Linked DNA regions of Homo sapiens: region 1 is linked to region 2. A link is a loop called in an ENCODE intact Hi-C map of the cell type or tissue named here. Cell type or tissue: breast epithelium. All regions are shown on one strand. Region 1 has its middle 85 kb from the start of TP63. Region 2 overlaps TP63 (tumor protein p63).

Evidence for each region. Peaks named below come from ENCODE experiments on the same cell type or tissue, not always from the same donor. Only the 100,000 strongest peaks of a DNase experiment are listed, where the experiment ranks them.
Region 1: a loop joins it to region 2, with 12 times the contacts of the local background. A loop is called at or near these places in 1 of 110 quality-filtered maps.

What each region holds. Positions count from the first base shown.
Region 1 is chr3:189,544,386-189,549,385 of GRCh38, forward strand. No RefSeq gene overlaps it. Among named protein-coding and RNA genes, the nearest start is that of TP63, 85 kb to the right of the region's middle. In breast epithelium, no CTCF peak of the experiment used is centred here; no DNase peak of the experiment used is centred here.
Region 2 is chr3:189,831,227-189,836,226 of GRCh38, forward strand. The region is part of intron 4 of TP63 (tumor protein p63); the gene reads left to right. Among named protein-coding and RNA genes, the nearest start is that of MIR944, 3.8 kb to the left of the region's middle. In breast epithelium, no CTCF peak of the experiment used is centred here; a DNase peak (open chromatin) is centred at 2,935; H3K27ac peaks cover 2,847 bases.

The DNA.
Region 1 (5,000 bases), 290 kb before region 2:
TTTGACACTGCTGTAAAGACATACCTGAGACTGGGTAATTTGTAAAGAAGAGGTTTAATTGATTCACAGCTCTGCATGGCTGGGGACGCCTCAGGAAACTTACAATCACGGTGGATGAGGAAGCAGGCATGTCTTACATGGTGGCAAGCTAGAGAGAGTGAGCAAGAGCAGCAAGAGCGGGGAAAACTGCCTTGTAAAACTATCAGATCTTGTGAGAACTCACTCACTATCATGAGAACAGCATGGGGGAAATGGCCCCCATGATCCAATCACCTCCCACCAGGTCACTCCCTTAAAACCTGTGGATTACAATTAAAGGTGAGATTTCGGTGGGAACACCGAGCCAACCATATCATAGGCTTACGATTATATTTTAGTTTACATTCCCGCTTCTTGGCCAAGATTTGCCAGAAGCAGTATTGATTACTAAATTTTATTTTGTCCCATATCATTGCTGGGGTCATGTGGCTACCTGCCCCAGGTCCATCCTGTTCCTCAGTGAGATCTCTATGGTTAAGGGACTTACAGTCAAAAAACTTATAGCCAATTAAACATTCTAGAAACATTTATCCAGGTACTGATTGAGGTGAGAAGGCACTCATTAACCCTTAAAATCTTTTAAGCAACATAAAAGCCAAAAAACCAAAGGCCAAAAAGTGAGGTTGCATAATTTAATTCTGGTCTTAGACACTAACTTGTAGCAATTAGCCATACAAAACATAAGCATTTTGTTAAACCCATTTGAGTTAAGAAATTTAGAGAGGCAAAAAATCCTCAATTTGTCAGATGTTTAGGTATCTGCGTGCCCATCCTTGATCTGGAGAGTCTGAAGTAATTTTATTCCTCAAAATCGGCCTTTACAACTCATGCACCCACCTCTTCTGTGATAGTCTCTGGACCTAGAGGGATTGAATAGTTTTAATTTCTGGCCATGTGCCTCACAAAAGCAGTTCATTTTGATTTTCACCTTCTCTTGGACCTAAAGATGAAGCTTTTACTGGCATTAATGCTCAAGTTTTAGTAGGAGTTGGTGCCTTTTTCAGACCCGGGAGTCAAAGCCTTGTAACTTAACAGCACAAAGATTAGTTAATAGCGTGTTTATCAAGGATGTTAAAAGGCTCAAAATATTTGATCAAAACAAAACTACAAGTTATTATAAAATAATAGTTATTCATTTAACCAAAGTGATAATCAAAAGACTTTAAAAGCAATACAGAAATAAAGTTATATTAAAGGAACATTCTACCTGTGATATGCAGATAGACTACTTTCCTGTAACATGTTTTTATCTATAATATAAATGATAAATTATAGTATATGCATTTATGCTAAGAACAGAAGCCAATGTTTAATGAAATGTTTAGAAACACAAGAAAGAACATTTAGAAATCAGTGATTCAGTTTATTAACACTGCAGAAAGTCCCATTATTCTTTCTAACATGTCAAAAATGAAAATATTGTGATTTGGTGTCTAGGAGTTACTGTCTGCAGCACTTCAAGCCATTGTATTAAAGTGGTTAGGTTACTCCTCGCATATGCCTAGTAGTTAGCATTCTAGCATTCTAGTGACAAAATTATGACAAAATGTATAAAAAATATGATAGCTCCTATGCCATCCTTATTAAAGTAAGACAATTAACTTTTCTCTCAATATTTAAACAATGGTAAATGCAAATATCAGTTGTGGAAATTCAGTATTAGCATAAATAATCTCTTTCGCTTAACTATTAGAAAACAAAACCACAGAAACAATAAGCACACAATAATTTCTTTTTAGCTATTTTTAAAGATTGACATCACTCATTTACAAGACTGACTTTTAGATATAGTACTGACAAATGATTAGGTAGCTTTCACAACTAGAATTTTCAAATCAACGCAATACTTGTACATATTTTGTTTTCAAGCATACACAATAAGACCCAAGAGTAGTAAAAGATTTGGGATCAAAAATCACTAGAAAATCTCACTTTTTAAAATTGTTGCTTAGTTCAAAGAGTAGTAAAAGATTTGGGATCAAAAATCACTAGAAAATCTCACTTTTTAAAATTGTTGCTTAGTTCAAGGAAATGTCACTTAAATTTAACAATGGTAAACACATATAAAGTAGTTTGAGAGAAATTACAGTCATAATTTTTTTAAAGACAAGGCCAATCATTTTTGAACATTAAAACTTTGTACCCATATCACATTTCCTCATTACCTAAAGAAAAAAGCTCCTAAACCAACTTAAATTATTGATTCAATTGAATTATCTATTAATTAAATAAATATATTAACTAAAATTATTATTCTTATTAATCTTAAATTTTGGTGAAAACCAGGAAGCAAAAAATCCAGATCAATCAAATATTAGTATTTTATACCTGAGAACATTCCACAATTTTTAAAAACATGCTTTTCCATATTATAACTATTTCTTAATTAGAAATGATCCAGGCACTCAATGAGCATTAGAAATAATTTAAAAATTTTAAATTACACAAAAAGTTCACTGACAAGCATTTATCCCATTTACCTTTACTCAGTTCTTTTGTTTTTAGCAGTTTATCTACATTCCTTCTGAAAACTGAGATATTTAACAGAGCTAGTTATCATTTCAGGTTATTTCCTTAGTAACCATCATTTTATAGCCTGTGAATATGAATATTAGGGGTTAACTTAAGAACCTTAAAGTTAAACACATGGGCGTTTTGCCAAAAACTCAGAAAATTCAGCTGTTTTTATTAAACCAATGACATTTAATTAGTCATAATTGTCAAAAAAATTACATAAAGATTATTTTGTTTTGGCTGGGTTTATAGTTTTATAACCTTCCATGTCAAACCTTGAGACCCTAAAATATCTGACACAGACAAATATAAAAACCAGAAAAATATGTCCTGACAATTCCAAAGACATCCCTAGTAAATTCCTTTTATTTTACCAATAATTTTAAAGCTTATTTATTAAGGATTTACTTAAGTCATGTGAACTTGAAAAATATTTGGACTTGTTTACTTATTTTATGAGTGCAGTTTTTATTTATAAGCCAATTCAGGAGACACAACATAAAACATAATAAATGTACATATACCAAAACAAATCTAAACTTGTATACACACATATAGGCAAAGATCTAATAGCTTTTACCTTAGAACTCCATGAGTTAGCAATACAAAGCCATGAGATAGCAATACAAATTCACCAGTTTAGAAACATGTTCACATGATTAAACTTTGTTTGCTTTGATAAGTAATCCAGAGAAGGCTGTGAACCCAAATTCTGGGTAAAGAAGTTTCCATGAGAATTTGAATTTAAAGGCCAAACCTCCCCAGACTCTAAAGAACACTAGGACCAAATAGCACCACAGAGGAATATCACATACTAAGCAGGCCCTACCCTGCTTAGAACAGCAGCACAGAAGCCTAGATGCAAGGAACTCCATCCTAATTTCCTGTTTGAGGGGAAAATAAATCCAATGTTAACTTACCACTGTAATTCAAAGATTTTCTGAGATCAGACAAGATCAGGCACATTCAGAGTAATATAACAGACTTTCCCCCACTCCATCAGCCCACAACTACATTCAGACCAACTTTGAAAAATTTTTCTCAGTGGGCTGCACCCTGTGATTGAACCCTGACCTCCTATCAACACATACACAACCAAACAATCAACAAACTAGAATCCAAATGAAGCAGCAACCCACAAGCCAAGCCCCAAGAGTGTCCAAACTGAAAAAGCCAGGGTGCATTCTCTCTCAGTAGGTTGTACTTTTTCAACCTGCAAACAGAAATTCCTTTAGGATTTCCCAAATTGAGAGGAAAAGTTCCTGCTTTCTGGACTCACAAAGGACAGTCACCTGTCCTGAAGCAGGTGCCAAATTTCAAAGGCTGTTTTTCCTGGGCAATTAGGAATCTGGCTGGGGATGGCAGTAGCTGGGCCAAATAGAGAAATAAACCAAAACCTACCTTCAGCTGAAAATGATCAGGTAGCTACTAGGAGGGCTTCCAAAAATTGTATTCCATGTCAGCTGAGCCACAAGCAACACATTTGTTACCAAAATGCCAGGGGTTCAGTCTAGGTTTCATGGCTCGGTTTCATGGCTCACCACATAGAAAGTCAATCAGAGACAATGAGTATTGCTAGGGAAGAAAGGCTATATTCCGGTGATGTCAGCCAAAGGACAGGAGATAAGTCCCAAATCAGTCTCCCCCAACTGACTAAAATTGAGATTTATATAGAGGGGAAACACTGTAGCTACATGTGGGGAAAATAGGAATTAGGGAGGGGAAAGAAAAAGGCATTGGTCAACAGGAAGAGGTTGGCTGGTTAGGTAATCATGACTGATGAAGGGTCTAGCATCTCACTGTCTAGATGCAGTGATCTGGTAAGTTTCAGTTTCTTGATATTATCTGGGATTTCCTGTTGGTCAGTTTTCTGGAAAGGTACTCAGATAAGACAAATGTCAAGTGTAAGTTTCAAGTTTTATGACCAGGAGGGTCAACTTTATGCTTATCTAATCAACTGTAAACATCAGTTCTATGGGGAAATTGATCTTTCAAGTAGAACAAGATCAAGCACACCAGAACTTATAGATGTATGGAAGAAGGTAATAATTGAAATATTAACAAATAAGGTCTACTGGGCCTCTTGAACTTCATTGAGAGTAATCTGAACCCTATGTGATAGAAAACGTTAGATAACATTAACTAAGCAAGAGATCAACAAAAAAATTTCTCTATTCTTTCCTTTAAGAAATTTACTATTAGGGGAAGTAAATTCAAGATGTTCAGAAACAAATTCACAAAGAGATGAAGACCATTGGCAAGTATGGTATAAGTAATTCAAGAAAGTTTTTACAATATAAAGCCTATGCAAATGAACAGAAAATGAATACATTACCTATGTATTGCACTACTGCAATCCTGCACTGAAATTCTCTCAAGGAAGTAAGCTAGGGTAATTAGAGGGCTCCCCCTTCCTGCGTCTCAGGGATCATTGTCTTTCATTTCCC
Region 2 (5,000 bases):
GCTGTTTGAGGTTCCTTGGGTCCTGCATTCTTTCTTAAATATTTCTACTTGAGTTGGTTATTGATCCTTATTTATTTTCCGTCTAATCGATTGACTTTATAAATCTATTGCAGAGGGCAGATTAAATAGGCAGACAGTTTTCTAATTTGCTGTGAGGGTATTTCTTAATTTACTTTTTAAATACTGATTTTATTTATACATTTATATGCACAGGTCATTTTCATTTCCATGATATCATTCGAGCTTCACAACCACACTCCAAGTTCAGTGTTGTTATCTTCATCTTCATGTTGAGGATGAGGACACGGAAGCTCACAGGTAAAGTGACAAACCCCAGTCTTTAGGCTACTAGATGGTGGAGTTCAGACTCTGATTTTCTGGCCAGGTGCTCATTTGATGATAGCAGCATGAAGCTCTTCCCATTCTGCACCGTTTGAGCTCCTACCCTTCCTAATCTTCTTTCTCTAATACGAGAACACTGTAATTAAAGTGGTATTTGGCTGATAAGTAGTAGGTTTTGATTTATAACACATAGAGCTGGCAGTGTAATTTTTGTCCCAGAACTTGATGTGCCATGAAAGCTATTATGCTCTTTTTTTTTTTTTTTTTTTTTTTTTTTTTGAGACGGAGTCTCACTCTGTCACCCAGGCTGGAGGGCGGTGGCGTGATATCTCGGCTCACTGCAACCTCCGCCTCCAGGGTTCAAGTGATTCTCCTGCCCCAACCTCCTGAGTAGCTGGGATTATAGGCATGCACCACCACTCCCGCCTAATTTTTGTATTTGTAGTAGAGACAGGGTTTCACCATGTTGGTCAGGCTGGTCTTGAACGCCTGACCTCATCATCCACCTGCCTTGGCCTCCCAAAGTGCTAGGATTACAGGCATGATCCACCACGCCCAGCACTATAATGCTTTTAATAGAGGGAAATGAATCTTCAGATGATGTCAGCATCCTAATTTTTTTTCTCCTCTTGGGGTTTTTCTAAATGACTGGCAAATGGAAAACCTGAAAGTTACCTGAGACTTCTCTGCATCGGGCTTGTTGGGGTATACTGTTCTTCTTATAATCAACCCCAGGGACTGACAGATGGACAGTTGTTAGAGACAAAGTCCTCAATCCAAGGAGGTCACTCAGGGCCAACTTTCCTTAGTATATATCGTTCATTACATTAGTTGGTTATATTACCTGTAGTACAACTCAAGTACAATAGCTGCAGGAGGAGACAGCTCGCCAGCTAAACCTAAAAGTTACAACAGTGACATAGCAAGCAAGGGTAAAATAAAAGGCTCTTGACTTATTCCTTCATTTTTTAATAAAGCATGAAGTTTGACATAAATTTTAACCTCTGGCCGCATAGTCAGTTATGCTTATTATCTTGTGTGTATTATTATGCTGTCAGGAGTTGGCCACTGATGACCAACTCCAAAATTTAGATGATAGAGATAAAACTGGTAGTTAATATATGTTGAGTACCAGGTCAAAAACTCCATAAGACACTTTACACTGTGGGAACTGGTTCATGTAACAGTTCTCCAGGATGGAGGATTAATATTCCCATTTCACAGATGCAGAGTTATGTGTCTTTCTAGACCTGACAACACCTGTCACCTACCAAATGAATAGAGAGCTATGCTATAAGTCTAGGGATGAGTGATCCTTGGATGCAGAGCACTTCCTACTAGTATTCTGACTTTTACTATTATGCGTCTGTTACTATTTGACAGCTCTCATTTTTGCCTGTCCAAATTTAAGCACGTTTAATGAGATAAAGAGAGCAGAGGCAAAGGTGAGACTGGATCTTCCCTTGTATCTTATTGATAGAGAGTAAATCGAATCCAATTTGCTAAGGCCTTCTCTCTCCTTTCATGTTTCCTCACTTTGCCTCCACCACCATGAGGTTGAAAAATGAGTTTCCATTTAGTTTAAGCCTTTTGTTATTCATTACTTAATTTTGCTTCTATTTCCCTCTTCTATCTATGACAAATTCAGCACAGTGAGGGGAAGAAACAGTGATGATAGTGATGGCCTCAAGAAGAAAACAGGGTGACTGAGTAGGAGCAAATAAGTATCTCAGACCAGCATATAAACAAGTTCATTTGTAGTGTAAAAGAACATTATGCCTTTGGCTTGAAAACTGCCTTTCCAATTTATGAGCATGTTTAGGATTATGTAAGTACAGTGTCTTCATAACAAGCCCAACACCTCTTACCCAAAGAATGCAAAACGCTTTGCAAACAGTAGAACTCACAATTCCCCTGTGACCTGGGGACTTATATGTATTTTCATGCATTATTTTTTATAGATTGAGAAGTGAACTTGAGACCTACCAATCTGTCCACGTTGACAAAATAGATCCAATACTAAACTCTTAATTCCAGCTTCCTGTCTTCTTAGAAGCAGATCACACTGAAAGAGGAATCTTATGTCAAGGGTAGCAATTTTCTCTCTCTCTTTTTTTTTTTTTTAAAGAAAACACAAATTACATAGTAGATATATTTGCATAAAGGTAGATCTTGAAAACATTTAATTAAGACAGCGGTATCTATTTCCAGGAAAAAATAGAAAAGCCAGATCTCTACTCCACTGAATTTAAAAATTAGAGCAGCATTTTGCAGTTAAAAACGATTATTATTTTGCATTCTGCCATTTGTCTTTACATGAAGAATGCCTGAATTCAGAATGGAAAATATTTTCTTTTGAAAAGTGCATAGGAAAGAATTGTTATAAAGCAAATGTGTTCAGAATGTATGTAGATATTAATTATAAGTAAAAGTAAAAGAAGTAGGATGTATGTGAGCGTATGTGCATTTGTGTTGCAGATAAACCGATTTTGAAGGTTGAGAGACATGACGATACTTGTTAGGTATGAGGGAGACAAGACCAGAGGCGCCGGGAAGCTTGACTACCGTGGAGAGCTCAGTTGAGACTTGTCTTTGCCCATGGCCTGCAGCGCTTATGTAGAAATTGGGGATGCTTTTACTCGTTCCAAAGCCTAACCTGATCAGACCTGCCCAGGTTGGAGTTTGGGAAAAAAAGTGTTTGAAGTAAACAGGAAAATTACTCACCTTAATGATGTGTCTTACTGGCACTGACAGTGCTTTGATAGTCTGACAGTCTTTTTTTTTAAGTTTTGGGAGGAAAGACAGGGGAAATTATTAATATGATTTTTGGAAAACATAGATTCTTATGCTTATGCACTTGCTAATAAGGTGGAAAAAGTGGGCTTTGCACCATTTACAGTTATGGACTCGCGTTTCCTCCTAATAAAGTCTATATCAGGAATTTTCCATTAGGAATTTCTACCAAAAAGAAAAGAAAATACGTTACTGTTTATTTTGTGTACTTGTGCCATGTATCTCCACAATTGCGCTGTGGCTGTTCACACAGAACAGATTCTTCCTAGCACTTGGGCTGTGGGTTCCCAAACTTGCAGGTCGCTTTCATCTGTCTGGTGATTAAGACCATAAACCAAGTGGTGTGATGAGAGAGTTTGGTGCTCTAGACAGAGCAAGCACACCCTTTTTTCATAAGAAGCACAATTCTTAAATCTCTGCACCTAAATCTTTCCTTAGGATGGGTCAGTTTTTTGGAAAAAGCAATTATATATGTTTTGATATTTTGTTGAAACATAATAGATGTTGATTTCATATGGTTTTTTTCCTTTTTTTTTTTTTGTCTTTGCTAAATGTCAAACGGTACATTTTTTCTAAGCTTGAAGACAGAGAACTGGGTCATATGTCTCTAAACATTTAAATCTTCACTGAGATAGGGAAGAGTGACCTGATCTTATGGATCGTCCGAGTCCTGTGAGACAAAAATGCTGGGTTTTTCATGCAGTCCCTAATTCACTTTGACCTTGGTGGAGGGAGTCAAATCTCCTAGTTTGAGATCCCACACATATAAAGCTCTAGAGTTTCAGGATTAAAATCTTCTTAACTTTATATTCTCAGATTCTGTATAGCTTATTAAACTAGATGGAGGGTCTAGTTATACTGTCTAGAAGGACATAGATGAATAGTTATATTTTATAAAAATTAAACTCCTAATGATAAAAGGCTAAATGGGGAGAGAATAAATTATAGTTTATGAAGGCATGTAAAACAAAAGATGTCTGCCAATTTCCTCTCTTTGGTTCTCTGACTGGGAATAACTGTATCGTTTTTACTTTTTTTGTCCTAACTGTGTCCTAATTGTAAATGAATCTGGTGCCCAGTAAAATCAAATGAATAGAAATACTTACCATGGTGTGTATATACCAGCCTCCTGGTGTCTCAGATATAATTAACATAATGAAAGCATTGCAATACATTCTTACCGAAGGCTCAGTTCCTGTCCTGTCAGCAACTGTTTGCCTACAACTAAAGCAAGTCTGGGTTCAAAGCATTTTAAAATGTTCCAAAAAAGTGGGGAAGGCGGCTGGGTGCAGTGGCTCACACCTGTAATCCCAGCACTTTGGGAGACCGAGGCAGGTGGTCAGGAGTTCGAGAACAGCCTGGCCAACATAGTGAAACCCCATCTCTACTAAAAATACAAAAAATTAACTGGCCATGGTGGCAGGTGCCTGTAATCCCAGCTACTTAGGAGGCTGAGGTAGGAGAATCACTTGAACTCAGGAGGCAGAGGTTGCAGTGAGCCAAGATCGTGCCATTGCACTCCAGCCTGGGCCACAGTGCGAGACTCCATCTCAAAATAATAATAATAATAATAATAATAATAATAATAATAATAATAATAATAATAATGTAAAGTGGGGAAGGCAAGATTTGGCTCACGCGTCAGACTTCCTATCAATGGGTCTATCTTTGAAGCAAGTGCTCAGAGTGTCTATTCCTTTGATCACACGGGTAGTGGTTTATTTCCATGAGTATTTGCTGTTTTCAGGAGATTTCACTTTGGGTTTTGTCCATATTCCACATTCAGGAAACTGTTAATTTTGGAAGAAGAGATTGTTTTTACTTGGTTCTTCTAAGGAAATTAATCAAATGTACACGTGCAACTT